Linked DNA regions of Homo sapiens: regions 2, 3 and 4 are each linked to region 1. Evidence: chromatin loops called from intact Hi-C (ENCODE). Cell type or tissue: right lobe of liver. All regions are shown on one strand.

What was found. A loop is a pair of places that touch in the nucleus more often than their neighbours do. Peaks named below come from ENCODE experiments on the same cell type or tissue, not always from the same donor. Only the 100,000 strongest peaks of a DNase experiment are listed, where the experiment ranks them.
Region 2: it touches region 1 in a loop (4-fold over the local background); 45 of 110 quality-filtered maps call a loop at or near these places.
Region 3: it touches region 1 in a loop (2.9-fold over the local background); 64 of 110 quality-filtered maps call a loop at or near these places.
Region 4: a loop joins it to region 1, with 5 times the contacts of the local background. A loop is called at or near these places in 51 of 110 quality-filtered maps.

Annotation. Positions count from the first base shown.
Region 1 is chr18:31,737,691-31,745,690 of GRCh38, reverse strand. No RefSeq gene overlaps it. Among named protein-coding and RNA genes, the nearest start is that of SLC25A52, 19 kb to the left of the region's middle. RefSeq lists an enhancer at 6,234-7,433. In right lobe of liver, a CTCF peak has its summit at 4,346 (motif pointing left); DNase peaks (open chromatin) are centred at 4,350, 5,330, 6,620 and 7,070; H3K27ac peaks cover 2,057 bases.
Region 2 is chr18:31,794,851-31,802,850 of GRCh38, reverse strand. No RefSeq gene overlaps it. Among named protein-coding and RNA genes, the nearest start is that of SLC25A52, 38 kb to the right of the region's middle. In right lobe of liver, no CTCF peak of the experiment used is centred here; a DNase peak (open chromatin) is centred at 3,380; H3K27ac peaks cover 1,250 bases.
Region 3 is chr18:31,974,369-31,982,368 of GRCh38, reverse strand. No RefSeq gene overlaps it. Among named protein-coding and RNA genes, the nearest start is that of TRAPPC8, 35 kb to the right of the region's middle. In right lobe of liver, a CTCF peak has its summit at 4,904 (motif pointing right); no DNase peak of the experiment used is centred here.
Region 4 is chr18:31,814,878-31,822,877 of GRCh38, reverse strand. No RefSeq gene overlaps it. Among named protein-coding and RNA genes, the nearest start is that of SLC25A52, 58 kb to the right of the region's middle. RefSeq lists an enhancer at 2,966-3,466. In right lobe of liver, a CTCF peak has its summit at 3,059 (motif pointing right); no DNase peak of the experiment used is centred here.

The sequences.
Region 1 (8,000 bases):
CCCTTAACCTGTGGGGTCTGCACAGATTCCAGTTAGTGTCAGAACTGAATTGCATTGTAGGACACCCAGTTGGTGTCAGAGAACTGATCAGTGTGGGGAAAACTCCACACATCTGGTCACAGAAGTGTATTGAGTGTGAGTGTAGTACAGGGTTTTTCCAATCTTACGGTAGGTCTGTTGAGGACCTCATTGGTGATTAGAATGTATAGTTAAGTTTAGAAGCCGTTTACCACCAACTTTGAGGGTTTCAATCTTTGCTTCACATCAGAGCCACCCAATGAACTGTGAACTCAAAAGTATCTGAGACAGGTCTCAATCAACTTAGAAAGTTTATTTTGCCAAGGTTAAGGATACGCCCGTGACAAGGCCTCAAGAGGTCCCGATGACATGTGCCCAAGGTGGCTGGGGTACAGCTTGCTTTTATACTTTTTAGAGAGACATGCACATCAATATAACCTGTAATATTACAATGTAATATGTACATTGGTTCAATCTGGAAAGGCGCGGCACTTGAAGCAAGGTAGTCGGGGGCTTCCAGATTACAGGTAGATTTAAAAATTTTCTGGTTGGTGATTGTTTGAAAGAGTTCATTATTTTCTAACAACCTAGAGTCAATAGAAAGGAATGTCTAGGTTACGATGATCAGGATTTGTGGAGACCAAAGTTTTATCATGCAGATGAAGCCTCTGGTAGCAGGCTCCAGGGCGAATAAATTGTAAATGTTTCTTATCAGACTTAAGGTCTGTGTTGATGTTAATGCTGGTCAGCTTTTCTTGAATTCCAAAAGGGAAGAGCGTATAACGAGGCATGTCTGACTACCCCCTTCTCATCATGGTCTAAACTAGTACTGCAGGTTAACTTTGGAATATCCTTGGCAGAGAGGAGGGGTCCGTCTAATACAGGAGTTATTAAGAAATCATATTTAGGCAGCTAGAAAGGGTGAAAGTTTTCAGTAGAGTTTTCTTTTAATGAAAAGCAACCCCCAAAACATTTCTTTTCTAACAGAAAGTGGCTTGAAAAACCAAACCGGCAAGCATTGATATGCACATGCTGGTGGCTGGAAGGCGGGTACGTTCAATATAGTGTCTCCCGCCCTCTTTTCCTTGTCACCATGTGTGCCAGGTGTCACGGCAGCCTCCAGATAAAGCACATGTGCAGGACATCATGGCGACGCACATATCCATATTAAAAGGCTGGGACGGGAGGGCCAGTTTTTTCGCTGGCTACATGAATGACACACCTGGTCAAACCAATCCCCTGGGCCCTGTGCAAATCAGACACTGTCTCCTCCAGCCTCCCAATATAACCAACTGCTTTTTGCTGCACGTGGGTTTTTTTTCCATTCAGAGGCCCCCCTTCCCTCTGTACAGGGGAGCTGTTTTCTTCTTTTTTGCCTATTACACTTTCTGCTCCTTAAATCCACTCCACCTGTGTCTGTGTCACTAATTTTCTCGGTGCAAGACCAAGGACCCTGGGTGTTTCTCCAGACAATGGAGCCATGTCATGTTGGTGCATTGGCTGGGAATCCAAGGTACAACATTCATTGGAGCGGTGAGTAGAGGAGCAAACTCAAAATCGATCCCATCATTCCGAGGCTCTTGGCCTCTATTTTTAAATCAGATCAATTAATGGGCATCTGTCAGCTGTCTAGATATCCTTATTGTGGCTGACATTCTTATAAGACTTAAAGAATGTCAGACTTGCTGGGGAGGACATGGAGAACCCCCCAATACCCATAGGTTATTGGGAATGTTGGCCATCCTTCAAACCAGTTTTTATTCATAGGGAAACTTTGCCATTGTGCGAGGCCAGGAAAGGTTCTGAAATAACTGAGAGTTTCTGGCTGGGGCACACCCTGGTGTTATTCAAAGGCTTCTGGACTGGACCCAGCCTCTGACAGCCTGCTCTGGGTGTTGGTAAAAGATCCCCAGCTATCCTATTGCAAAACTTTTCTTCTTTTTCTTTTCCTTTTTTTTGAGACAGAGTTTCACTCTTATTGCCCAGGCTGGAGTACAATGGCGAGATCTCGGCTCACTGCAACCTCCGCCTCCCAGGTTCAAGTGATTCTCCTGACTCAGCCTCCCGAGTAGCTGGGACTACAGGGGCCGGCCACCATGCCTGGCTAATTTTTGCAGTTTTAGTAGAGACAGGGTTTCTCCATGTTGGCCAGGCTAGTCTTGTACTCCTGACCTCAGGTGTTCCACCCGCCTCGGCCTCCCAAAGTGCTGGGATTACAGGCGTGAGCCACCACGCCAGGCCAAAACTTTCCTTCTTTTTCTATCAGCGGTCGTTATATCTCTTATTCTCTCTGTGTGTCAAATGTGTGGTAATTTTTACAGCCTAGGGAAGAAGTAATCCGTTAGGCAAAATCAGGAAATGCTATAATAACCATGGATATAGCTCAGGGAAATGCTGTTGTAATCTAGGAACAGAGGTCTCCCCTTCCCCCACAGTGAGGTCACTCACTAATATTCCTCATGGTATTTCTTTTTTTCGCTAATATTCCTCGCTAATATTTGTTTTTTGCTAATATTCCTCATGGTATTTCTTTTTTTCTTTCTCTCTCTCTTCTTTTTTTTTTTTGGAGATAGGGTTTCGCTCTTGTTGCCCAGGCTGGAGTGCAATGGCGCAATCTCGGCTCACCACAACCTCCGCCTCCCAGGTTCAAGCAATTCTCCTGCCTCAGCCTCCCAAGTAGCTGGGATTACAGGCAGGTGCCACCATGCCTGGCTAATTTTGTATTTTTAGTAGAGACAAGGTTTCTCCACGTTGGCCAGGCTGGTCTTGAACTCCCGACCTCAGGTGATCCACCCACCTCGGTCTCCCAAAGTGCTGGGATTACAGGTGTGAGCCACCGTGTCTGGCCCAGCACATGGTATTTCTAAGCCAACAGTGTTACATAGTGGAAATAGAGATCCTCTTTATAAGACACATTGCTGGTCCTCTGTGGTACACTGCAGCTTCCCAATTTTTCCTTTTTGCACCTTTCTACTGGAAACCAGGCTTCATGCTGCTCCTGTGAATGAGAAAATTCTGCCTTCAACAATTAGGAGTAATATGTCCTCCGCAGCCAAATTGTGGTCCCAGTACTGTCCCATCAGCAGGGAAATCCCCATTAGGTCCCCATGGCCCCTTAAGGCAACTACTCTGTCTCTGATTAAGACAGTACTTAATTAGTAAAGGGATTTTAAGTCCAGAAGTTAACTGGAACCATTTTTCTCAGGGTAAATGCTTTAGCACAGGCCATAATAGCAGGCAATCTACCACATTCCCTCCATTAGAGGGGCCTTGCCTTTCCCAAGATGCATTTTTTTTAGGGAGGCACGCAGGTCACACAAGTCTAGAAAGTCAAAGGGAAATCGTAAGCAGAGGACTAGAGCTACCAGGGTGAGCATGACTAGCCCCCAAAGCTTAGTTTCTCTGGTGCCATGGCTTGGAGGGTCATGCCTACAACCATGGGCAGCACATTTAAAAGGGTGCCGGGACCCAGGAACCAGGGAGGGAAAATAGTTGAGGGGATGCTCCCACTGTCTTCTTCTCCACCCTGGGTCACTTACAGAAAGGAAGGAGACTACAGGGATGCCTTCTCTCACTTCTTTTTCTAGATGGGTAACAGATTATCTTCATCTTGCACCCCTCTGGAGTGCACTCTGAAACACTGGAACTTCTTTAACCTCAGAACTTTGAAGAGAAAAGTGGCTTTTTTTTTTTTTTTTGCACAAGAGAATGACATTTTTACTAAACCTTTACAAGTGTTGTAAGATCAACCCAGCTCTTTTAGCAGTCATATTGGGCAGGCCCAAAGAGATTAATTCCCCCAAATTAGAGAAGCAACTTCCAGGGGAATCATCTGAGGATCCCCCTTATTTGGGGCCCCTTCAAGTTCCCTTCTTATTACAGGACCTTAGGCAAATAAAGGGAGACTTAGGCTGATTTTCTAAAGACCCTGATAGGTATATAGAAACTTTCCAAAATTTAACTCAGGTATTTGACCTCACATGGAGGGGTGTTATGTTGCTCCTAAGTCAGACCCTCACTGCAGCTGAAAATAACTGGTTGTTTAAAGGAAGGGTGTTTAGAACAGGTCAGAAAGTTTGAGTATGTTGTAAGAGGGTCTGTGAAATTCAGTCATGAAAGAGTTTAGTAATTAAAGGAAAGGAATTATCAAGATTAACACTAAAGTTATCGTAGCCACCCAATAACGTATTTCTCCCAATCATATTGCAAGTTACAAAATGGTCTAAGCCTAAAATTGTTCTCTACTGGCAAGTCAAGGGGGAAATGTATGCTTTTCTCAAGGAAAATGTTACTTTTATATTAATGTTTCTGGTAATGTACAGCGCCATCTAGTGGAGGCAAGCCAGTATTACAACCCATTGGTGTAACAGGTATCAAACTCTACTGTCATAGTTAGGGTCTATAAGACTTCCACTAACAGTGGTCATCTTGTTTTTGTTTTTGTTTTGAGACAGATTCTTGTCCTGTCACCCAGGTTGGAGTGCAGTTGCATGATCTCAGCTCACTGCCTCTGCCTCCTGGGATCAAGCAATTCTCCTGAGTAGCTGGGACTTCAGGTGCATACCACCATGCCCGGCTAATTTTTTTTTTTTTTTTTTTTTTTGTATTTTTGGTAGAGACAGGGTTTCTCCATGTTGGCCAGGGTGGTCTCGAACTCCTGACCTCAGGTGATCTGCCCGCCTTGGCCTCCCAAAGTGCCGGGATTACAGGTGTGAGCCACTGCATCCAGCCAACAGTGGTAATCTTAATATTCATGTTCTAACTCTACATTTTAAACCTTCTTATAAAATGCATCTCTTTTCATCTAGAAGCAATCAAACTCCAAATGGTGTTGCAGACAGAACCTCACATGGACACGCCATTCTTCTGAGAACCCTTACATCAACCTCAGGAGGAGGCCCAACTGCTGTCCCTCACAGGATGCCCCTTTTTCAGCAGGAAGTAGCCAGAAAGAATTGTCATCCAACACCCCCTAACAGCAGTTAGATTTACTTCCCCAGATGGTGGAAATAGTATGGGAGTTATTTAGAAATAATTTTTAGGCAGCCAGAAAGGGTGAAAGTTCTCAGTGGAATTTTCCTTTAATGAAAAGCAACCCCAAAAGCATTTTTTTTCTAACAGAAAGCGACTTAAAAAACCAGACTAGCAAACACTGATATGCAAATGCTGGCGGCTAGAAGCCAGGTACATTCAACATGGTGTCTCCTGCCCTCTTTATCTTGTCACCATGTGTGCCAGGTGTCATGGCAACCTCCAGATAAAGCCACGTGTGCAGGACATCATGGCAAACCGCATTTGCATATGAAAGGCTAGGGTGGCAGGGCCAGTTTTTTCACGGGCTACCTGAATGACACACCTGGTCAAACCAATCCCCTGGGCCCTATGCAAATCAGACACTGCCTCCTCCAGCCTCCCAATATAACTGACTGCTTTCCGCTGCACGTGGGGTTTTTCCGTTCGGAGCCCCCCTCCCTCTGTACAGGGGAGCAGTTTTCTTCTTTCTTGCCTATTAAACTTTCCACTTCTTGAAACCACTCCATGTGTGTCCATGTCACTAATTTTCTTGGTGAGAGACAAAGGACCCTGGATGTTTCTCCAGACAACGGAGCCGTATCACATTCAGATAGTTGGGGGTGGGAGAGGGGTCTTAGAAATTTAATTTTGGTTTACAGAACTTTAAACAAATATTTCTGTCCAGACTCTACCATCTACCATTTAAATCCGATCTTTGGGGGAGAATCAGGCACAGTATTTCCTAAAAGTTTGCCAAGTTATTTTAATGTGTAACCAAGATTGAGAACCCTTGCTCCAAAACATTACATGGTTGCAGTGATTCAGACTTTATGTTCTCAGAGACTAGACGAATGGCAAGGAGAAGCGTTCCAAAAAAAAGTCATCTGGCTAATGATAATCTAGGGTGAAATATCTGGCATTTATTACTATTTTTTTTTAGGAAGAATATAAAACAGAAAAAAAAGGTTTTACATATAATTCAAAATATCAGGATAGAGACATCTAGTGTTGAATTTAGATGCTTACTCAGAATTTCAGTAATCTGTTCTTCCCCCCTTGGCCAGTATTATTTAAGGTTAAATGCAGAGATATAATTTCCAGTAGTCTTTTAATTTGGACTCTTCAAGACTATGAAGTGGGTGATTTGGTGATTGTGTAGGGGTTGGGGTGGGCCTGTGCCAACATAAATATACTTCTTCGGGCCTTCTAATAAATTTGGAAAAAAAATGACATAGAGCCCTATGAGGCTTGTTATAAATAAATTTTCGGTGCTGCCAAAGAAATAGCACTCTCACATAAAGTTAATTTTCTCAGCAAGGCAATTTTTACTTCTATAGAAGGGCATGACTGGCGGATGGAGCAATGGCAAGAGCACACCTGAACAAGGGAGGAGAAGGGGTTTTTATTCCTGACACAGGTAGCTCCTACTGCTGTGTCGTTCCCTTATTGGCTAGGGTTAGACCACACAGTCTAAGGTAATTCCCATTGGCTATTTTAAAGAGAGCAGGGGTACGAGCCAGAGTGGCGGGGTGAGTAGTTTGGCGGGAAAGGCGGTTACAGAACGGGTGACTCAGGATGAGTCAGGACAGAGCAGGTGACCAGGGGTGACTCAGGTTAAAGCCGGTGACCAGGGGAACAGATGTGAACTACTGATTAGAACTGGCAGGAAAGTTGTTTACTGAAGCTAGAGGCAAGGGGGCGAAGAGAACCAGAAAGTTAAACTTTAAAATGGAGAACACAGAGTAAGAGAACTGAACATACTGACATACTGATTCTTTGAAGAGGAACATGGAGTTCACTATATTTAACAGGCTGAGAACAACATCAAATAATTATCCCCAAACATAAGTATGCTGAGTTGGATTCGATCTTCCTAAATTCCTGTCCTACCACAAATCTAGAGCTTTTGCACCCATTCAACCTGATTTGAGATTAAGATACTTGTCTCTCCAGTCATATGGAAAATCCTAGCTTGCCTCAAGACCTACCCACTGCACAGTGCTTTGAGCTCCTGGCAGCAGCCCTAGGCCCTTCCCTGGTACACTCACTGTGTAGCTCACTGTTCATGGCTTGGCAGTGAGCTAGAAGAGAAATGAGTCTGCAGCAAGAGTGAGAGAGAACCAAACATGAACCCATTATTTGCCCCCTCTATCTCCAAACAGGTAAGTCTGTCTTTGTCTCAAGGAAAGCAGGGAGTTAGAAGCATTGAAAAGAAGTTTGAAATATTCTTCAGTACTGTGCCTTCTCTTTATAAAAATAAGCATTTCCCTTTCCTCAGATGCACAAAAAATATTTTTTGGAGCAAAATGTATCATTTCTGTAAATTAATGTGCTTTAAATGTAAATGATAAGAAACAATAAAGCTTAACTTATTTAGCATTTTCCTGAAATTATGAAAAGCTATAGCAAATAGTGGAAATGTGTATAAAGGGTATACAGTATAAGGTCTTCATGAAAATTTATCCTATTAAAAATAGAGGCTGGGTGAGGTGGCTCACGTCTGTAATCCCAGCACTTTGGGAGGCCGAGGCAGTGGATCATCTGAGGCCAGGAGTTTGAGACCAGCCTGGACAACATGGTGAAACCCCATCTCCACTAAAAATGCAAAAATTAGCCAGGTATGGTGGTGTGTGCCTATAATCCCAGCTACTTGGGAGGCTGAGGAAGGAGAATCACTTGAACCCGGGAGGCAGAGGTTGCAGTGAGCTGAGATTGCGCCACTGCACTCCAGCCTGGGCAACAGAGTGAAACTCTGTCTCAAAATAAATTAATAAATACATAAATAAAAATAAGATTCTGGCTGGGTGTGGTGGCTCATGCCTGTAATCCCAGCGCTTTGGGAGGCCTAGGTGGGAGGATCTCTTGAGCCTAGGAATTTGAGACCAGCCTGGGCAACATAGGAAGACCCCATCTCTACAAAAAATAAAATACTTAGCTGAGCATGGTGGTGCATGCCTATAGTCTTAGCT
Region 2 (8,000 bases), 57 kb before region 1:
ATGGAGCCTTGAAATAAAACATGATCTGGCTGGTATTTATTGAAGCTGTGTTTAGGGGCTGGCATGAGGGAAGCATTTATTTGTATTCTTTTTGTTGCGAGTGAGAAAACCCAATCAGTTCTAATCAGAAGTAATTGGAAACATGGCTATCAACAGCTCCAAACCCCTTACATTTTATAGTTTCTATATGAGTCTACATATCTATATTCTATATATCTATACACATTCTATATGATTCTCTGTACCTATCTGATTATACCATCATGTTGATTCTAGAACCTCTAGATTCTGTATATGATTCTTTCTTGATACCAAGATCTCAGATCCCAGGAATGGGCCACACTGGCCTCACCTGAGGTAAGTCTGCACCCCTGACCAATCCACTGTGGCCAAGGAGCAGAAGCAGGGAGAATGAATGTTCTCAGAAAAAGGAAGGTAGAGGTGAGGGGGAGAATGTGGAGGGAAGGCTAAAAAAGGACATCTAGGGGACATCCAGAAATAAAGGAGGAGAAAAGAAGTGCAGTGACATAGAGGAGAAGAGAGTCAAAACACTCTGACAGCAATACCAGGCAGTGCATTCTCACAGCAGTGGAACTTCACCGGCTGGGCTTCGTCCACAGGCCATACAGAGCAGAGGTGCTTTGTTGCTGGTGGTGGTGATGTTGATAGTGATAAGCAGCTATTAGTTCATCTTATTGTGTTAGGCTCTCAGTGATTATGTATTTATGGAGGAAGAGAGATTTAAAGAATTGCTTAGCTTAGACCACTGCAGCTCTCTGAAGGGGGAGAATACTGCAAAGGAAAATTGAATAAAGGCAATGAGGGTGGTCAAAGAGAACAGATGGGGAAAAGAGGCAAGAGAGAATTGGATAGTGGGGCTGGGACAGGGAACTGTTCTTCCCTCTACTCCCTTCATCTCTTTCCCCCAATGCCAACCTTGAGACGGAAGATGGGAGACTCTTATCTTCTCCATTTTTCTCTAGTATCTTCAGAATAGGAATTTTCTGTTTTTCCTTCAAATCCCTCCCTTCCCCATGCTTTGTATGGTGAAGTGGCATTTAACATGGAAAAGATTTTGGGATTTTGGTGTTTTGGGTGGGACTGAAAAAAGAAAATGCATGTTGTTGGTTTCATAGAACTGGCAACAGGATCTGGGCTTTAAGAGAAATGGATGAAGAGGATCTGGAAGTTTCTTTTAATGTTAACCTGCCTGCTCCCCAGGGTAGGGACAACAGCCCTGTGTTCTTTCTGGAAGACAAGAGGATAATTGGTATTACCATTGTGAAACAATTAGGCAGCTGAGTATGTGATCAGAAAAATAGAAATAGCAGTTTAAAACACTAAAAGTATTGAATAGAAACTAGACATTTCCGATTCCATTTTAAAAAACCATCTCAATTCGTTTTGGGTTCTGATTCCATTTTTAAAAACCATCTCAATTGCATTTTCCAAGTAGATTCCCAGTGAAAAGAGATATTTCTAACTGTAAGTGTTGAAATTAGCTTTCTGTATCAAGTTAGTCCAGTTTGAGCCTGCATGTTGTAACACAATATTCTCTGGGCCTAATCACCTCTGTATGAACAAACATTGAGACTCCAGAACTGCACAGCAGAGGGCCAAAGGCTGGAATATTTTGGAGTAACTCTGAGGCTGTTCTTCACCACCCCTTTTCCTACAATATCAAGAAGGACGTAAAAAGACTTTGAAAACAAAATCTTTTCAAAATGGGTATAAATAATAGAGTGTGGTTTGGAGCTATAGACTTGCCTTGCTTTATGTAATAAATGGATGGTTCCATTTAAAGTAAATAATAATTGTTGATTTATTGCACAAACTTTTTTAGAAACAAATAGAGACAGGATCTTGCTATGTTGCCTAGGCTCATCTTGAACTACTGGGCTCAAGCAGTCCTCCCATCTAAAGCTCCCAAGGTGCTGGGATTACAGGCATGAGCCACCACGCCCGGCCCTGTACAAACATTTTAAAGATAATTAGTTGTATTTCTCATTGATCTGTGAATTAGTCAGTGTTCTCTTGGAGGGACAGAACTAATAGGATATATATATATCTATATATGTGTGTGTTTATATACATACAGATGTAGATATATAAAGGGGAGTTTATTAAGTATTAACATACACGATAACAAGGTCCCACAATAGGCTTTCTGCAAGCTGAGAGGAGCAAGGAGAGCCAGTCTGAGTCCCAAAACTGAAGAACTTGGAGTCCAATGTTCAAGGGCAGGAAGCATCCAGAATGAAAGATGTAGGCTGGGAACCTAGACTCGTCTTCTCCTTTTCACGTTTTTCTGCCTGCTTTATATTTGTTGGCAGCTGATTAGATTGTGCCCACCAGATTAAGGGTGGATCTGCCTCCCCCAGCCCACTGACTCAAATGTTAATCTCCTTTGCCATTTCTCCTTCCATGTAAAGTGCACAACCAGGTGTACTGCTCAAAGTTCTGCCCCCAGGAAGATTTCCCTTCACCGCTGTCCTTCAGGGATGTCCTAGAAAGGGGCTGTAGTGCTGCAGCTGTCCACTTTTGGGTGGTACCTGCATATCGTACAGAACCATCTGTGAACCAGGCCCTAGTTTTCTCTTCCTCTGTCACCTGATCATAGGGAACTCCCCATGAGGCCATCAGTTCAGACTGGGGAAGAGAAGGCAGGGTGGCAGGAGTGGAGACCATGGGGATTTGAGCCACCTTCTCATGTAACTTACTTGTGCCTTTGGGACCTGCTGGAGACCAGTTACATATATACCACTTCCATTTGATGATGGAATGCTGCTGTGCACAACCCACTTTATGGCTAGATGGGTCACAAAGCACCCAGTTCATGACGGGCAGTTCAGGTCACATGGTGACTTGATGACCCATAGTGAAACATTCAGTTTCTTTCTTTTTTTTTTTTTTTGAGACGGAGTCTCGCTCTGTCGCCCAGGCTGGAGTGCAGTGGCGAGATCTCGGCTCACTGCAAGCTCCGCCTCCTGGGTTCATGCCATTCTCCTGCCTCAGCCTCCCAAATAGCTGGGACTACAGGCGCCTGCTACCACGCCCAGCTGATTTTTTTTTTTGTATTTTTAGTAGAGATGGGGTTTCACCATGTTAGCCAGGATGGTCTCAATCTCCTGACCTTGTGATCCGCCCGTCTCAGCCTCCGAAAGTGCTGGGATTACAGGCATGAGCCGCCATGCCCGGCCAAACATTCAGTTTCCACCAAAGCCCAGTAACAGACCAAGAGCTGTCTCTCAAAAGGAGAGTAGTTATCTGCAGAAGATGGCAGGGCCTTGCTCCAAAATCCTAGAGGCCTCCACTGTGATTCACCTATGGAGGCCTGCCAAAGGCTCCAAACAGCATCGCTATCTGCCGCTGACACCTGAAGCACCATTGGATCTACTGGGTCACATGGCCCAAGTGGCAGAGCAGCTTGCACAGCAGCCTGGACCTGTTGCAGAGCCTTCTCCTGTTCTGGACCCCACTCAAAACTAGCAGCCTTTTGGGTCACTCGATAAATGGGCCAGAGTAACACACCCAAATGAGGAATGTCTTGTTTCCAAAAATCCAAATAGGCCCACTAGGCGTTGTTCTTCTAGTCACTGACTAGGCCAGTCTCTCCTTTTCATGTTTTTCTGCCTGCTTTGTATTCGCTGGCAGCTGATTCGATTGTGTGCACCAGACTAAGGGTGGATCTGCCTCCCCGAGCCCACTGACTCAAATGTTAATCTCTTTTGGCAACACCCTCACAGACACACCCAGGATCAATACTTTGTATCCTTCAATCCAATCAAGTTGGCACTCAGTATTAACCATCACAATCTGCAATGGGGAAACTTCCTACATTTTCCTGCCTCAGCTTCTTTTGCGAGTACAATAGTTTGCTTTCCCCAGTTTAATCATTCCACCTTGCCTATGTATAGATTCTTTTATACATATTTTTTTTTTTTTTTTTTTTTTTTAGTTTAATAGAGACACGGTCTCACTAGGTTGCCCAGGCTGGTCTCAAATTCCTTGGCTCAAGCCATTCTCCCACCTCAGCCTCCCAAAGTCCTGGGATTACAGGCATAAGCCACTGTGCCTGGTCCTTTTTTCCCCTAGGTTCACAGAGACACAGATCCTGTCTTAAGGTTGCTAGCAAGGAAAGGCAAATGAGAGGTAAAGTGACTCAACTCACTCATATAAATTCACCTTGAGTTGTAACTCACCTTGTGTTTAAAGCTGTGTTTATAAAAAGCCAAAGGGTACAAAGGAGTCAATATCTGTAATGTGATCCAAAGTCGGCTCTGGATAATTATTTACTTTGATTGCAGATTCTGCTTTACATGTTTAAGCAATATTCTAAAGAGTATCATATTATCAGAAGACAAATCCACGATCCAGCCTTCCCATTCACTCCTTGGGCAAGTCCTTAATCTACATATATTTAAATTTTCTAATTAAATACAAGATGATAAATATCTAATTATATTTACTTTTGTGGACTGATTTAAAATTTTGAAAACAGGCTGGGCGTGGTGGCTCACGCCTGTAATCCCAGCACTTTGGGAGGCCAAGGCAGGTGGATCACGAGGTCAGGAGATCGAGACCATGGTGAAATCCGTCTCTACTAAAAATACAAAAAATTAGCCAGGTGTGGTGGTGGGCACCTGTAGTTCCAGCTACTCAGGAGGCTGAGCCAGGAGAATGGCGTGAACCCGGGAGGTGGAGCTTGCAGTGAGCCGAGATCGTGCCACTGCACTCCAGCCTGGGTGACAGAGTGAGACTCCGTCTCAAAAAAAATAAATAAAAATAAAGTGAAACAAAATATTGAAAACAATGAGAAGTATAAAAAGGCCTAAGACGTTTCTAAAAGGGCCTAAGAATCTAAAATTATTTTCCTATTCTTCAAAATGCATTGTGAGGTTAAGGAGACTGCATTAAGTTAGCTGAATTCATTTATTACATTTATTATATATTTATTATAGTTAATTACACAGCAACATATTTATGTTAAATTCCCAAATATATTGCTAAAATTATATTTTCCAGAAAATACATCCTGATCCTCCAGATGGACATGTGATTTGCCACATGTCCTTGTTGAGGCTCAGAACACAATACCCAAAGTATGGTGTCTTGGCATGCTGAGTACTTTGAACTAAAGGAGATTGGGAGGTCTCAAAAGAAGGTCTTTCTGATCTTTTCCTGGCCTCCCATCTTTCTCCCCTCCTTTTCCCACCAAGTGAGTTATAGAAGGCAATATTCCCCTTTCCCAAGGGGAGTCACAGAAGGCAATATTCCCCTTTCCCAAGGGGAGTCATAGAAACTAGAACTGCTGTTACCCACAGCAAGTCATAAAACCTAGAAAGGTCACTCTAATCTCCCTTTGCCCATGAAGACCCTCATGTGACAAGTGTCCTGTCCTATACCCAGAGGAAAGGAATGCCCCACAGAGAGGCCAAGAAGAATCTGCATCAGTCTTGCTGGGTCCCCCTGAGTCTATTACCATTAGATCACACCTTTTGTCTAACCACATTTCGCACAGCTGTCCATTCTTCATCAAACCTAAGCAAAAAAACAGACAGTTTTCTCTGGGTCTTTGAGTCTTCATTTCCGAAGGCTCCCATGTCATGTAAAACTTTAAGTAAATTTGTTGTGCTTTTCTCTTGTTAACTGTCTTTTGTTATAGGAGTGTTGACACGACCCTTAATGATGAGTGAGGAACGGGATAACTGCCTTTCTAACCCCACATTCTCAACCATTCACTGAAAAAAACTTTCTGTAGTTTAGTCATTTTTCTCAGCAGTCTGGACTTGCATAGCATGATGGATTTTAACAGTTTGATTTTCAAAATTTAACCTAATTTCCCCATCGCAGGGAACCCTGACAACATTCATTTGCTGGCAAAATGAAAACAAAAATTACACCATTTTAGAGACAACGCTCTGCTATCCCTTGATCAGAGCTTGCTACCCTTCTGATTGTCCCACTAAGCTTTCTAATTGACCTTTTTTTTTTAGTGAAATAAACTTGAATTATATTTTGTCACACATCAAACCCTATTCTGACCCTTGAAGATGTTGTCTTCTTATTGTATTTACTGGAATTTAACTGTATGAATAAGTAATCCACTGATTTATGTGAGAAAATCTTTGATATTTGGATAATTTTCCAGTAATGACATCAACTAAGTTTTTATATTCTATTGTCTAAAATAAAATACTTAAAGACTTTAGCTTTCTCCAAATATTTTATAGACCAAATAGAGCTAAATGTATTCATTTGTTCTAGCAAATAAAATGCTATGAGAATAAAAATTGATATATTAGACTTCATTTAGGTTGTTGTGAGAATTATTTAACATATATTTTATTATTTTACATGTATAAATTAAAATATGTAAGGTATTTAATATAGGCTCTGGCACATATAGGCTCTTAATATATGATAGATACTTTTAGTTATTATTAAATGACTCCTAGAGCTAAGTGTCTAAGGTCATACAGGTTGTCAGTAGCCAACCAAGTTTAGAATTCAGATCTGCTGATTCCAGTCCTCGTGCTTCCCACCTCACCATGATGATTTTCTGTTGGCTCCTGGGGCAAGCCCCCGCTTCACCTGCTGAGAAAATGAAGTCATAGAATAGGAGCTCAGCCTAAGCGGGGCCTGAGAGTGCCTGGCCCACACTGCCCCTGGGACAGGCGGATAAGACCACAATTAGTTCAGAATTTGAATTTTATTATGGTGGGTACCAGGACCCTCTCTCCCAAAAGTCTGGGACCACTCTCAGGTTTCAGAAATAGAAACAAAATTCTAGGCCCACTCACCAACTGAATGGATCCCCCACTTGCCCAAGGGGACCCCAGAGAAAGCTTGGAAGCTGAGTTCCTAGCCATGATGAGATGAGAGATTGAACATCCCTCATTATACCTCCTTCCTTGCTGACGTCATTAGGGCTTTCTTCCCTGATGGCTAAACAGAAACTAGCCTTTTTGGTTTTTAATTTTTAAAAAATGTTTAAATTTTTATGTATTTATTTAAAGTTTTTAAAAAATACAAGACAGGGTCTTGCCATGTTGCCCAGGCTAGTCTCAAACTCCTAGGCCCGAGCCATCCTTCTTGCTCAGCCTCTCCAAGTGCTCAAATTACAGGTGTGAGCCACCTTGACTGGCCAGAAACCAGCCTTTCTGAAAGACACCACTGCAGATATCAGCCAACAGCCAGATGCTGCCCTTCCCTTTTGCAGTGTTGACACCACAACCAATCAGGCTTCCTTCCTAATGATAGACCACCTACCACAGATTGGTTCTGGCCAGTCCACAGAGGATGCATAGTGAGGGTTTTTGTGTCCTCTACTTTACTTTTTGATGTTAGAGGGCCAAGATCGGATCGTGCCAATGCCGACATTTTTTGGGACCCATGAAGGGGCATGAAGCTCAGCTGCACATGCACGTTTCTCCTCTCATAAATATTCATGACTCCTCCTACAGCTTTTTAAATGTGGGGGGTATTCATATCAGAATTACCTGAAGAACTAAGATATATTTATCTATGGCTAATTGTCCACCCTGCTTGCATAAATTCCTGTTCCCCTTCCCCCTCCCTCAAAGTGTCTGTTTCTGGCTTCTGACTGAAGGCTGTGCTTCCCAGCCTGTCAGAATTGCCACCATACAGGCTGCAAGTCTTGCTGAGAAATTAAGCTCTCCTTTCCAAATTTATGAACCTCCTTATTCTTCAGTTACAGGTTACACAGAGGAGTTTGAGAACTGCCTGACTCATAGAATCACAGATTCTATCCACAGGAAGATTCCTCTAGCTCAATGGGAAGGAACAAAGCTTTGTTCAAAGCTCATCCCTGTGACATAAGAGGACATAGAAATCAGGATTTTTTTTTTATGACTTTGTGTTCTCTCTGGGCATTACCTTCTTTCTGATAGCACATCACATATATCTCACCAGGTGAATCATATGAATTCTGGTTCATACAACCTCATGTTCCAAAAATTTTAAGTGGCTTGGGACTT
Region 3 (8,000 bases), 240 kb before region 1:
ATTATACTAGGTGCTGGTGATACCAAGAAGAATAAGACATAGTCCTGGCCTTCAAAACACTCAAAACCTTGAGATAGGCTGGGCACGGTGTCTCCTGCCTATAATCCCAGCACCTTGGGAGGCCGAGGAGGGCAGATCACCTGAGGTCAGGAGTTCGAGACCAGCCTGACCAACATGGAGAAACCCCATCTCTACTAAAAAGAAAATACAAAAAATTAGCTGGGCATGGTGGCGCATGCCTGTAATTGCAGCTACTCGGGAGGCTGAGGCAGGAGAATCACTTGAACCTAGGAGGCGGAGGTTGCGGTGAGCCGAGATTGCGCCATTGCACTCCAGCCTGGGCAGCAAGAGCAAAACTCCATCTCAAAAAAAAAAAAAGAAAATATTAGCCGGGCATGGTGGCACACACCTGTAGTCCCAGCTACTCGGCAGGCTGAGGCAGGAGAATCACCTCAACTCGGGAGGCGGAGGTTGCAGTGAGCCGAGATCGCACCACTGCACTGCAGCCTGGGCAATAGAGTGAGACTCCATCTCAAAAAAAAGAAAAAGTACGTAATATTTTATGAAACCTTTGTCTTAGTTTTACCTTTAGAAGTATGTGTGAACTGGTTTATGATATGAAATCACAGTTTAAAAACAAAAAAAAGAACAACCATTGGGGAAGTATAGTCCCTTGGAAAATAAGTCCTCAAAATCAAAGTAGGGAGTGTACGGGTCAAAAAAGTTTGGAAAGTCTACGAACCAATTTGCCTTTTTGAGATTCAAAACTCATATTAGTTTGTTAAAGGCCTTATAAAGTCTCACCGTGAAGAAATCTGTGTAACTCCACTTTTTCCAATGATTGGCTGCAGAACTTTTTGCTGTATTCCAAGGATTACATCTATTCACATGCCCCAGTACAGATGTCGAGAGAAGCCACTATCATCTGTGCCATCACAGTCTCTGAATTCTACTGGCAAATTATAATCTCTGAGAGAGCTAATTTTTGTCCCTGAGTTTTAACTACTGCAGTCTAACCCAGATTGTTAGCAAGAGGGGACAATGGTGCATGTGTGTAGAGAAGTATAGACCATTGACAGTAAGGAAATAACAGCACCTGTGGATTTGCTCAGTTTTAGTCTGGTGTTTAGAATTAAATTGCTCCACTATGTCTTGCTTTTGCTCTCTCATTTAAATCCCAGAGTTTCTTCCAAGTCTGTGGCTAAGACTTCTCAAGCTTCCTCCAATCTCAGCATGCTAATCTGGAGTCAGAGTGCAAGATCCCAGGGTCTTCCTTTGATGATACTTCCTGTAGCTCCACTAGTGTTACATTAAGAAGACTGAAGTCCAAAGTCCTGGCCAGGTGCAGTGGCTCATGCCTGTAATCCCAGCATTTTGGGAGGCCAAGGCTGGTGGATGACTTGAGCCCAGGGGTTCAATACCAGCCTGGGCAACAGGGGGAGGATACCTTGTCTCTACAAAAACACAAAAATTACTTAGGCTGCACTCCATCTTGGGCAACAGTCACTCTCGTGTGTGCACGCACGCACACACACACACCAGTCCAAAATCCTAACATCTGGGAATGACACAGTAACCATCTAGCCTGAGATATTATAACCCTGGGAAGTTAGTGAACTCCTCTGTGTCTGCAGTTCCTATATCTAAAATAAGGAAGTTGGACATAGATTTTGGAGATCCTCTCCTGCATCAATATTTGGGCTTTTATCTGATGTTCTTGAAACTTCTTTCCTCATTCTCTTGGCTTTCCTCTCTTCCCCCTTTCTTTATTTACTTTCTAAAGTTGTTTTTTTTTTTTTTTTTTTTTTTTTTTGAGGATCTGCTTTTTACCAAGCATTGTATCAATTGCTGGAGATACAACAGTGAGCAAATTATTTTTACATTCTGTTCCCAGTAACCACCTGTTTGGACAAAACGGTGATTCCTTTAGATCAGGCCATTCTTTTACATGATCACTATCATTATCACAGAAAACATTTCCTCATTTCAGAGAAACATGTAATCTGCTCAAAAAAATAAATCTATGCCAGGCACAGTGGCTCATGCCTATAATCCCAACACTTTGGGAGGCCAAGGGGGGTGGATCATTTGAGGTCAGGAGTTCAAGACCAGCCTGGCCAACATGGCAAAACCCTATCTCTAGTAAAAAAAAAAAAACAAAAATTAGCTGGGCATGGTGGTGGGCACCTGTAATCCCAGCTACTCAGAAGGCTGAGGCAGGAGAGTTGCTTGAACCCGGGAGGTGGATGTTGCAGTGAGCCGAGATCACACCACTGCACTCTAGCCTGGGCAACAGAGCAAGACTCCATCTCAAAATAAATAAAAGAATAAATAAATAAATATATGACTCATATTGACATTAGAAAACAGATCATGCCAGTTTCCTGTTATGGATGCTTCCTCCGATAACATTCTCCTTTCCCTCTTGGAGAAAAAACATGACATCATTTATTGCTGCCAATATCCAACAATAGCTGGTCAACATTCACTATGTATTCATGCTTGGAGTAGGTCTTATCCAGTGGAATTCTGTTCAGGCAAGAATCACTTCTGAGCTGGCAGATTGCTTCAAAGTTGAGTTAAATGAAAGTAGTAAGTGGGAGCTAAACACAGAATACACATGGACACAAAAAATGGAACTACAGACACTGGGGCCTGCTTTAGGGCAGAGAGTGGGAGGAGGGTGAGGACTGAAAAAGTGCCTATCAGATAGCATGCTTATTACCTGGGTGATGAAATAATCTGTACTCCAAACCCCTGAGACATGCAATGTACCCATATAACTAACCTGCATATGTACCCTTGACACTAAAATGAAAGTTAAAATAAATAAAAAAGAGAGTGGCTACTGATGCTAATGAAATTGATCCTTGAAAAAGGTGAAGTATCCATGTGAAGCCAGTATATCAAATATACTGAGAAGGTGGATACAAAATTAAAGGTCCCATAAAACTTTAGCGTCATATTCTGCAAGTTTGCTTTTTTTTTTTTTTTTTTTTTTTTTGAGACAGAGTCTCACTCTGTCACCCAGGCTGGAGTGCAGTGGCATGATCTCAGCTCACTGCAGCCTCTGCCTCCTGAGTTCAAGCGATTCTCCTGCCTCAGCCTCCCGATGTTGGAAACAGTGAGTTCCTCTTCAAAGGTTCTGCTTGTCCTCTATTTTCAGAGCCTAATTTCCTTGCCTCCTTGCCACTAGTTATGGTAAACAATTTTCAGCTGTTCCCAATCTGTAACCCACATCCATTCCCAATCTGTAATCCACATCTGTTCCCAATCTGTAACCCACAGCCATTCCCAATCTGTAACAACCCACACCTGTTCCTTATTTGGCACCCTTAGTTCCGAAACTGCTCTTTCCTCTGCTGTAGCTCCCACCCCTGTTCCATTTTGAAGTAGCCAAATGGGATCAGCTTAGATTGTGTGGTCCCACCCCAGCCAATGCAGACTGGACACAGTAGTAGGGACTGACTGTGTTAGGGATAAAAACCCATTCCCTTCTTCATTTGGTGTATTCTTGCAGTGACCAGAAGAACGAGCAGCGCTTCTGCAGAGGTAAATTTGCCTTGCTGAGAAATCCTTCATTTGAGTGCTCATTTTCTTTGTGACTCCGAGCTCTTATTTCCCGGGCTCATCTGGGATTCCCATTCTCCTCTGGGAAAGGGTCTTCAGTCCCCTCCCATGAGGAGAAGCATCCCACTGCCTTGTTGTGGTGGCCTCAGGGTAAGGAATTGGGCCCTACCCGGTGTGATGAATAAATCTGGACACTCAGCAATGTGGGCAGAAAGGATCCTCACATACTGCAGCAACCAGGTAACTCTGTGCACAGACCAAGGTAAGAAACGTCGTGGGGGGCGACACAGTATTTCCTTGGTGGTCGGGATAAAGGCAAGAAATCTCCAGTAAGGGAGGTTGAGCCTTTAGAGAAAGGAAAGGCAAGAAATCTCCAGTAAGGGGGGTTGAGCCTTTAGAGAAAGGAAAGGTAAGAAATCTCTAGGATGAGGGATTGGGCCTCAGGTCAAATCTCCAGGATGGGAAACCCCCAGTCTTCCTTTATCCCCTAAAAACTACAGGAAGTAAGTCAGAAACCAACTCCTCAGAAAAGAATAGGGTCCTTACCTCCAAACAGTCCACCAGAGTATGGGATCCTGTAGACCACCTTCCCCTGCTTAATGCCCCTGATCCTAACTTCCCTCCCCCTCAGACAGCCACTACTGCCCCAGATCCTTCCCTTACTCACGTTGTTCCTCCTCCTTATGACCCTGACTTTTGGGAACTATCATTGCATGAGCCTGCTCCTAAGTACCCTTCCCTAAAAGGATTTCAACGTGAGGTAGAGCAATGTAAAAAGGATATTCAGAACTTCCCTTTCCCCTCTACCTCTAGGGAATCAGCTCCAACATTCCTCCCCTTAAGAGAGGTGCCCATAGGAGGGGGAGCCATTGGCTTTGTGAATGTCCCTTTAACCAGCTCAGAAGTTTGAAATTTGAAAAAAAAGTCAAGCCACTGTTAGATGACCCTTATGGAGTGGCAGATAAAATTGACCAATTTTTAGGACTCCAATTATATACTTGGGCTGAATTAATGTCCATCATGGGCATCCTCTTTTCAGGGGAAGAAAGGAGAATAATCTGTAGAGCTGCTATGGTAATTTGGGAACACGAACATTCTCACATCAAAATGTTCCCGCCGCAGACCAAAAATTATCCGCCTAAGACCCCCAGTGGGACAATAACAATGCAGCTCACTGGGAAAATATGAAGATCCCCTTGGGCAGGGAATGCTAAAGACAAAAGATAGAGAATTGAAAAGACCGTCCCATGAATGAACTCCTTAGGGAAGCTCAGAAAGTATACGTAAGCAAAAACAAAAAGCAAGTATTATGTTATCCACCTTCCAGCAGGGGGCTCCAAAGGATAAGGCCCACTGAAATTACTCTCCATTGGCCTCCTTAACCATTTCGGATAAAAAGGCTTACAGGTTTCAAAGGGAAAACTCCAATTTGTAGAGCCTGAAGTTAAATACTTAGGGCACTTAATAAGTAAGGACAAACGAAGGATAGGACCTGAGCGAGTTGAAGGAATTGTATCCCTAACTTTGCCTAAAACTAAGCAGGAACTCCTAGAAAAGCCATTTTACCTCTTTGTTAATGTAAACAAGGGGGTAGCTTTAGGGGTACTTACCCAAGAACATGGGGGCCACTGGCAACCTGTAGCCTTTCTATCAAAGGTTTTAGACCCCGTAACCTGTGGATGGCCCGAATGTGTTCAATCTATTGCAGCCACTGCTTTGTTAACTGAAGAAAGCAGAAAGCTAATTTTTGGGGGAATTTTGGTTGTAAGCACACTCCATCAAGTTAGAGCTATTTTAAACCAGAAAGCAGGATGGTGGCTCACTGACTCAAGGATTTTAGCGTATGAAGCTATCCTATTAGAAAGAGATGATTTAACACTAACCACTGATAACTCACTTAACTCAGCAGGTTTTCTAACAGGAAATCCAAATCTAAAAGGACCTGAGCATCAGTGTTTAGATTTAATTGATTATCACACAAAAGTCAGGCCCAATTTAAGAGAGACCCCTTTCAAAACAGGACAGCATTTATTTATAGATGGCCCTTCCTGGGTAATTGAAGGAAAGAGACATAATGGGTATTCAGTAGTTGATGGGGAAGCTCTTGCAGAAATATAGTCAGGAAGATTGGCTAACAATTCGTCCACCCAAACTTGTGAATTGTTTGCATTAAATCAGGCTTTGAAACACTTGCAAAACCAGGAAGGGACTATTTATACTGATTCCAAGTATGCCTTGGAGGCGGGGTAGCTCACACCTGTGGAAAATTTGGACTGAACGAGGTCTCAATAGCAAAGGCCAAGACCTTGTCCACAAGCAATTAATCACTCAAGTATTAGATAACCTCCAGCTGCCAGAAGAGACAGCTATTGTCCATATCCCAGGACACCAAAAAGGTCTTTCTTTTGAAAGTCGAGGGAATAACCTTGCAGATCAAATAGCCAAACAAGCTGCCATTTCCTCTGAAACACCCACTTTTCACCTAATCCCTTGTCTTCCTCCCCTGACCAGTCCCCATCTTCTCTTCCACTGAAAGGGAGAAATCAATGAAAATAGGTGCCAAAGAAAATTCAGAAGGGAAATGGGTGCTACCAGACCAAAGATAAATGTTATCCAAACCCCTCATGAGAGAAGTCTTATCTCACTTGCATCAAAACGGGACCTCAAGCTATGTGTGATGCAGTTCTCAGGGTTTATGGATGTATAAGAATTTATACTCTGGCAAGACAAGTTACAGATAGTTGCCTAATATGCAAAAAGACTAATAAGTAGACCCTTAGAAAACCACCCCTTGGTGAAGAAGTCCAGGATTAAGACCATTCCAAAGTGTCCAAGTTGATTACACTGAAATGCCCTCATTCATTCGCCTAAAGTGCTTATTAGTGATAGTAGATCACCTTACTCACTGGGTGGAAGCTATTCCCTTTTCAAGTGCAACTTAATAATGTAGTCAAAGCATTGATTGAAAATATTATACCCAGGTATGGACTAACAGAAAATATTGGTTCAGATAATGGGACTTATTTCACTGTGCATGTCATTAAGAAATTAACCCAAGCACTAGACATAACATGGGAATACCATACTCCCTGGCACCCACCTTCATTGGGGAAGAGTGGAGAAAATAGAGTCACTTAACCAAATTAGTCTTAAAAGACTCAGTTGCCATGGACTAGATGCCTACTCATTGCCTTGTTAAGAATCTGAACTGCCCCTCAGAAAGATGTTGGTTTATCCCCTTATGAGATGCTATATGGGCTGCCCTATTTACACTCCACTGCTGACATTCCTATGTTTGAAACAAAAGATCAGTTTCTCAGAAATTATATACTCGGTCTATCTTCCACTTTCTCTTCTCTCAGAACTAAAGGTCTTTTAGCACAGGTGCCACCCTTAGAGTTCCCAGCACACCAGCATCAGCCTGGGGGTTATGTCCTCATCAAAAGTTGGAAAGAAGGAAAACTAGAACCAGCTTGGGAAGCACCCTACCTAGTGCTTGTAACCACTGAGACTGCAGTCCAAACAGCAGAAAGAGGATGGACTCATCATACCCAAGTCAAGAAGGTGTCACCACTTCCAGAGTCATGGGCCATTGTTCCGGAGGAGAGTCCTACCAAACTAAAGCTAATAACAATTTAACCCTCCTATACCTCCTTTATCCCTTCCATACCCAGTGACCACTTGGATGGTCTTCCATTCGACAGGGCATGAGCTTTATGGTAGCTCTCTTCCAAGACCCCACAGCCTGGGGTAATGAATTCTGCTGATCTCTTTCTCTGCTACTCCCTAAAGTCTGACACCCTGTGGGTCAGCCTCCGAGGGCCATCCAGCCTCTGTCTCCTGATGCCAATTTTACCTCCTGTCTCTCATGACAGGAGGAAAACTTAGCATTCCTTGGAGACGTAATGGGATGCAGTGAGCTTAACCCCTTCCAAGAGCTTACCAACCAGTCTGTCCTGTCCTTATTCCATCCCTAATAACATAGCCCCCAGTGGAACAATTACAAAGGCATTACAAGGCCTTACCTCTTGCAATTGTTATAGGTGTACTTATTCTTGTAGGATGCTGCATCATACCCTGTATTCATGGATTGGTGCAGAGACTTATAGAAACAGCTCTCACCAAAACCTTTAATTCTCCCCCACCTTACTCAGATAAACTCCTACTTTTAGAAAACCAAGCAGAACAGCAGAGTCAAGACATGTTAAAGAGTTTGAAGAGGAAGAATTATGAAAATCAAGAGGGGGAAGTAGTAGGAAACATTGAGTTCCTCTTCAAAGATCCATTGTCCTCTATTTTCAAAGCCTATCTTCCTTGCCTCCTTGCCCCTAGTTATGGTAAAAAATTTCCAGCCATTCCCAATCTGTAATCCACATCCATTCCCAATCTGTAACCCACATCCGTTCCCAATCTGTAACAATCCACATCTG
Region 4 (8,000 bases), 77 kb before region 1:
ACTATTTGCAAGATGGTACTGTAGTAATACTGTGTTCCAGTAATTTATCTTATGATCAAAACTTATATATACAACTAATTTTAGCCTTTGCTACTTTTCAGCCAACCAAGATTAGCAGATACAGAAATTGATGCTGAATATTTTACCTCCACCCTGCTTTATTGCAAGATTATTTTTTTCTTATAAAAATGAGTTGCCGGTAAAATTGTTCAGCCCTGTCTTCTCTGTTTTTCTCCATATTCCAGTTGAAAAAAGGGACACTCTCATCTTGGCTGTCACAACAGACACAGAAAAGGCACTTTGAAGATGATTTTCCATGATTATTAACTGAAGATTCTATGGAAGCATGGAAATAAAAGTGTGATGGGCACACTTCTGGTTTTCCTCTAACATTCCTGATACTCGTTTCAGTCTCCTTTTTTTTTTAAGATAGGGTTTTGCTCTGTTGCTGAGGCTGGAGTGCAGTGGCATGATCTTGGCTCACTGCAACCTCAACCTCCCGGGCTCAAGCAATCCTCCCACCTCAGCTTCCAGAGTAGCTGGGACTACAGGTGAAATGGCCTCATTGCCTGGGTGGCACCCAAAGTTCTTGATCTCATGGCTGAGGAAATCAAGGACATGGACAAACCAAGGGTGAGGTTAGAGCAGAAGTTTAATATGCGAAAGAAAGAGAACAGCTCTCTGCTGCAGAGAGGTGTCCCAAAAAGTGTTGCCCCTTCTACAGTTGAATTATAAGAAACTGTTGAGGGCTGGGCATCTCATTTGCATAAAGCATGAATGTCTGGTAGCTCCACCCCAACCTTTTATTATGTAGGCGGGTCCTTGGCCTGAGCTACTCCATGTTGCTTATCTCTTTCCTACTGTGCATGTGCTTAAAAAAAGGGGAAGGTGAAGCCCCCGTGGTTGACGTGCCTGGCACCAGGTAACCCTTCCTATCGGTGCAGCTGCAGGCATATTCCATGCAAACTTCCAGCTTCCTTATCTGAGTATGTCCAAAACAGGAAAGGAATGTGCTTACTGGGACCCACCGTATGTAAGTGAAGCTTACTGATTACCCAGGAAGCTCCCCTTCTTTGCCGGAGCTGCTTCCTTATCTTTGTTTGCAGCCTGATCTTCCAGGCTGCTCTTTGTTAGAAGAGAAGTGATTTCTTGCGCTGCTTTTTGTTAGAAGGGAAGTTCTGCCAAGGACTCTTTGCCCTAACCATCTGCCTAACTAGTTTCTTTTTATCTCCTCTCTCACAGGCATGTGCCACCACGTCAGCTAAGTTTTGCATTTTTGGTGGAGATGGGGTTTCACCATTTGGGCCAGGCATGGGCCTACATGGGATTACAGGCATGAGCCATCGTGCCCTACCTCAGTCTCCTTTGTAAACTCACTTTGCTTTACTCAACCCTCAACAGTTAGGCCTAATTATTTGTTAAAAGGTGAACTAGCTGCTTTTGGCACGGTATGAAATTTCTATTAAAAGGAGGGCTAGTTTCTACTCCTACTCTTTTTTAATTTCCATATTTTGTGGAATCCTGCATTAATAATCACGGAAAATCATTTTAGAAGTGCATTTTCTTCTGAATATTCGAGGTGCATAATTAAGCATTTAAAAATTGACCATGCTCAAAAACTAAATGAATGAATAAAGAAGACAACAGGCCAGGCATGGTGGCTCATGCCTGTAATCCCAGTGCTTTGGGAGGCCGAGGCAGGCGGATCACCTAAGTTCAGGAGTTTGAGACCAGCCTGGCCAACATGGTGAAACCCCGTCTCTACAAAAAATACAAAAATTAGCTGGGCCTGGTGGCATGTGCCTGTAATCCCAGCTACCCAGGAGACTGAGGCAGCAGAATCACTGGAACCCGGGAGGCAGAGGCTGCAGTGAGCTGAGATCACGCCACTGCATTCCAGCCTGGGCAACAGGGCAAGACTGTCTCAAAAAAAAAAAAAAAAAAAAAAAGCAGAAGATAACAAAGAAAGAGCAGTGTAACAGAAAAAAAAAATTCCAGAATAACAAGATTAAATGAATTTTTTTTCCCCCTTTTTTTTGTTTCAAGCAGAGTTTCACTCTCGTTGCCTAGGCTGGAGTGCAGTGGTACAATCTGGGCTCACTGCAACTTCTGCCTCCAGGGTTCAAGTGATTCTCCTGCCTCAGCCTCCCAAGTAGCTGGGATTACAAGTGTGCGCCATCACGCCAGGTTAATTTTTGTGTTTTTAGTAGAGACAGGGTTTCACCATGTTGGCCAGGCTGGTCTCGAACTCCTGGCCTCAGGTGATCCACCTGCCTCAGCCTCCCAAAGTGCTGGGATTACAGGCGCAAGCCACTGCGCCCGGCTGAAAATGGATTTTTAAAATATTGTTATTTAATAACCAGCTGAAAATGGATTTTTAAAATATTGTTATTTAATAAATGAAAGCTAAGCATAGTGCTATTCTTTAGAAAGCAATTCTTCTACTGTGAAAAACAGAATTGTTGACTCCAAGAAAACACAATATTATAAAGTAATATTTCCCAAAATACGTTTCATTGAATACGATATTAATAGGTCTTAGGTGAAAAAAAGAATTCCCAGAGTAAACTAAGTAAATAAATATAGAATTAAAATTAAAGAGGTTTCTTTACTGCTTAATATGTTAATGGAGGATTTCCCAAACATATTCAACTAGGGAATAGCCTTTCCTAGCCAAAGCATCTTTCAGAACTAGTGATATGTCCCATGATTAGAGGTTAGTGAACTTTTTTTGTAAAATGACAGATAATACATATTTTAGGCCTTGCAGGTCATAGAGTCTTTGTTGCAACTACTCAGCTCTTTTGTTTCAGCACAAAAACCACCAGACACAAATAAATGGGTACGGCTATTTTTCTAAATAAACACCTGTTTTGTAAATAGAGTTTTATTAGCATTAACACTGAGTAACATTGTCAGTGTATCTTGGGAACATGGACAAGACCAAAAAATAGAGGAAGAGAAAGGAGAGAGGAGAGAGTATAGTGACAGAGCATTCCTTTTTATGGAAAGTTTCACTAAAACCTACCAAGTGATAACTGAAACCAACTATATCCACTAGAGGGCACTAGGAGTGCAAGTTTGCATCAATGTTGTCCATACCCTTTGCCTTTAAAATGTTGAAATTAGCATTATATGAGGTAACACATAGCAGAGTTTGGAGGAGTTCACAAAGAAAAAATGTGGCCCGAGGAGGTGGCCAGATGACTGAAACTTATATACCATTTTAGGCTAAACAAAAGAAAGGGGGATTTGGGCTGGAGTTAGGGGCAAGTTCTGGGAAGGAGAGTGAAGGAAATGCATGGTAACTAAAAGTTGTTTTGTCATGCTGAGAAGAGCCTCTCAGGTGGTGTATTAGTTTGTTCTCACGCTGCTAATAAAGACATACCTGAGACTGGGTAATTAATAAAGGAAAAAGGTCTAATTGACTCACAGTTCAGCGTGGCTGGGGAGGCCTCAGGAAACTCACAATCATGGTGGTAGGGGAAGCAAACACGTCGTTCTTCACATGGCGGCAGCAGGAGAAGTGCTGAGCAAACGGGGGCAAAGCCCCTTATACAACCATCAGGTCTCCCGTGAACTCACTCACTCTCACGAGAACAGCATGAGAGGAACCACCCCCATGATTAGATTGCCTCCCACCTCGTCCGTTCCATGACACACAGGGATTATGGGAACTACAATTCAAGATGAGATTTGTGTGGGGACACAGCCAAACCATATCAGGTGGTAAGAGTTGTCTCCAGGAGCCTCTCTTCTTGGTATGGAGACATCTTTACAATGGAAATTTCCTTTGTAAATATAAATATCCTTTATAAAAGGAAAATTTTATACTTTCCTTTTAGATAGGGGGAAGTAAAAAGCTTTTCCTGCATCTCCTGGTTCTCAGTTGCCTATAACTCAAAATAATTCTTGTCAAAGTGGTATATTTTTTGTGGGGCATATTCTGGTACCTTTAAATTTCAAAATCGATATCAAGATTGATGTATCAAGTTTATAGAAAGTATTTGAATATTTTAAGAATTTAAAGGTAGGTTGTAATATTTTCTAAACAATAATACGTTTTTGGATGTATGAGTTTACTTGCGAATAACAGGCTATAATATAGTTTGGCTGTGTCCCCACCTAAAATCTTATCTTGAATTGTAATCCCCATAATCCCCATGTGTCAAGGGAGAGACCAGGTGGAGGTAATTGAATCACAGGGGCAGTTTCCCCCATGCTGTTCTTGTGATAGTGAGTGAGTTCCCATAAGATCTGATGGTTTTATAAGTGTTCGGTAGTTCCTCCTGCGTTCATTCTCCCTCCTGTTGCCTTGTGAAGAAGGTGCCTTGCTTCCCCTTCACCTTCCACCACGACTGTAAGTTTCCTGAGGCCTCACCAGTCGTGCAGAACTGTGAGTCAATTAAACCTCTTTCCTTTATAATTTACCCAGTCTCGGGGATTTCTTTACAGCAGTGTGAAAACAGACTAATACAGGCTGTCATCTCTGCAAACAAGATTGCCTTGGAACAGCTAGTATTGAAAGGTTCCTAAATCACACTACCCAGCTTTCAATCCATGGCTTTCCTCCTTACCAAATATAAGACTTTGGGGCAGTAACTTAACCAGCCATCTGAGTTTTTTCATCTGTATAGTGTAGCAACAATAATTCCTATTTCAATGGGTCGTTTTGACGATCGGCTGACCTAATTCCATACATTTCTTAGCTCAGTGACTGACAGTAATAAGTTCTCAAAAAATGTATCATTTTAAAACATGATTTACTTAAATTCCATTTGAACTTCGTAAGTCCCTCTGTAAGTCCCTCTAATAGATGTGATTTCAAATGGCTGTATGAAACCTAAATAATTCAAACTTAATTATAATTTTTAGAAGCCTAAAAATTATGTTGAGCCTTAAAGGAAATGTGACTGTGTGGTCTGAGCACATGCATGTGGCTGCAATTTCTGCTTCTCAGGTTATAGATTCATTCTTTCTCGTTGTTCTTGTTCTGCAAATCAATTAGGAAAGACTAAATGGTGCCAGACATAAGACCTCCCCCTCCTGATGATGGCTAGCCTTTCCTCCTTTATTATCTTGCATCTAACTCAGATCAGATGGTGCGGAAGACTCCATGATTGTTATATCCTCAATGTGGAATGTTAAATATACCTTTCCCAAAAAGAACACCACCTCAATTAATCAGATTACTGTAACTGTGTGCTAGCCTTGTGTGGAAAATGTTGAAACATTGTTAAGCTTCCCAAACCTTATTTATATAAATGACCCCCAAAACTTCTCCACTTTGGAGCACTGGCTTCCATTCTTTGGAATCTGTGTTCCTGGATGCCTATCCTTAAAATTTGTGCTTGACTAAATGCTATATTTAACCATATTTCTTGAATCTCTTTAAGGTCGACACTCTATAGCAACCACCGCACTATTTTAAGTTACCAATTCTGTTCAAGATTCTAGGCTTTATTTTGATTGTAAACTTGGGGCTTGGCACATCAACTGTGAGATTTGTTTCTTTCATATCATTCCTTAATACTTAGAACAATGCAGGACACATACTAGAAATTCTTGTTGAATTGAATAGAAGAAATGAACTGATGAATGAGATATTGGGTACCATAACTCTTTTGACCAATGCCCTCTGATCACTTTAAATCTCAAGAAGAGCCTCAATTTCAATAATTAAAATTTCCAAGAACTTTAATAACCAGCATTCTGAATTTCATAAAGTTAACATTGGCTTCTCTCCTGGGAAGCTTTCAGTTTGGGAGGAAGATGGCCAACTTCTCCATTTTTCTACTGTGTGCTTCTCCTTCCTGTGTTAATATACTTGGCTGACTCTGAATCTTCCAGAATTTGGTAAAAGTACCTAAGTAGGAGTAGCAAGGGTGTAGGAACGCCTTACCTCACCGGTACTGTGATAACCTGGCATTGATGGTCTCTGGGCACCAGGGAATGTTTTGTGGGTTCTTGAGAGATCTCCCATTACTGGGAATCTTCCACAAGGTGGAAGCCATGTGTCGATGATAGAGCAACAATTTAGTAGAAGCCCATCGTCCCGATGATTGTGGAGTCTACATAGTTGCCTGGGACTGTCTATCTGGACTTTTGTGCAAAAGAAGTAAAGTTTAATTTTATTAAACCTATTGATTTTTTTTGCTGAACATACCCTAACTAATAAAACTATGTTGCCATTGCCAGTAAGGTGTGTTGTCCCCTCTGAGTGTTTAAGATCCTAGCAGGAAGCCATGTTGTTCATCATGTTATACCTATGGATTTTGTGCAGTGCCTGGGCATAGACTATATGTTCAAAAATATTTGTTTGATGAATAGATCAACCTGATATTTTTATAGGGGCAGGCTGGTTTGATGTGCCACATTTTATTATTGAAACCCAATTTTTAATACAGCAGTTAATTTGGCTGAGTTTAGTATTGTTATTGTTGACCACTTATCCCCTCAATTCTCGTCTCTCGGAGTCATTTTTTTTTTTAATACTTTAAGTTCTGGGTACATGTGCAGAACGTGCAGGTTTGTTACATAGGTATACATGTGCCATGGTGGTTTGCTGCACCCATCAACTCCTCATCTACATTAGGTATTTCTCCTAATGCTATCCCTTCCCTTGCCCCCAACCTTGCCCTGGGGGAACGCCCCAGTGTGTGACGTTCCCCTCCCTGTGTCCGTGTGTTCTCATTGTTCAACTCCCACTTATGAGTGAGAACATGCAGTGTTTGGTTTTCTGTTCCTGTGTTAGTTTGCTGAGAATGATGGTTTCCAGCTTCATCTGTATCCCTGCAAAGGACATGAACTCATTCTTTTTTATGGCTGTATAGTATTCCATGGTGTATATGTGCCACATTTTCTTTATCCAGTCTATCGTTGATGGGCATTTGTCCCAGAATCTTTTTTTTTTTTTTTTTTTGAGACAGAGTCTCACTCTGTCACCCTGGCTGGAGTGCAGTGGTGTGATCTCAGCTCACTGCAACCTCCCTTTCCTGGGTTCAAGCGATTCTCCTGCCTCAGCCTCCCGAGTAGCTGGGACTAGAGGTGTGCGTCACCACACCTGGCTAATTTTTGTATTTTTAGTAGAGTTGGGGTTTCACCATGTTGTTCAGGCTGGTCTCTAACTCCTGACCTGGTGATCTGCCCGCCTTGGCCTCCCAAAGTGCTGGGATTACAAGAGTGAGCCATCACACCCCGCCCAGATGATGTTTTAGAAGTCTAGTCTTTGGGCTGGGCGCGGTGGCTCACGCCTGTAATCCCAGCACTTTGAGAGGCCGAGGTGGGTGGATCACAAGGTCAGGAGATCGAGACCATCCTGGCTAACACAGTGAAACCCCATCTCTACTAAAAATACAAAAAATTAGCCAGGCTTGGTGGTGCATGCCTGTAGTCCTAGCTACTCAGGATGCTGAGGCAGAAGAATCGCTTGAACGCGGGAGGCAGAGATTGCAGTGAGCCGACATCGCGCCACTGCACTCCAGCCTGGGCAACAGAGTGAGACTTCATCTCAAAAAAAAAAAAAAAAAAAAAGAAGAAGTCTAGTCTTTGACCAGGTTCCCCTCATCATCCACCAGGATACTCACAGCCGTCCTGGTTGTTCTTGTCTGGGCAGCGGCTGTGCTGGCTTCCAGGGTCACCTCTGGCCACTGGCAGGTAACAGGCTTCTCTTTGGCCACAGCTTTTTTCATGCTGCTTTGTCCTGACTGTGGCCAATCTAAGCCCTTCCTTAAGGCCCCAAATCACAGCTAATACTATAAGCTGCAGCACTGAATAATAATTAAGCAAAGACTTGGGGTTAACAAGGACACCAACTACAGTCTGTTTTCTAAATGAGTGAAATTGCCCAAATAGCAAAATTTCCACATTGAAACAAAAGTTTAAATTTCAGTCTTCATTGTTCCATTTGTCTCAATGGGCTTTCACTGGCTGATTATGGGGCAACATAGATTCAAACTTTGGTTTCTAAAATATTTATAGAATATCTATTATAGAGGGCT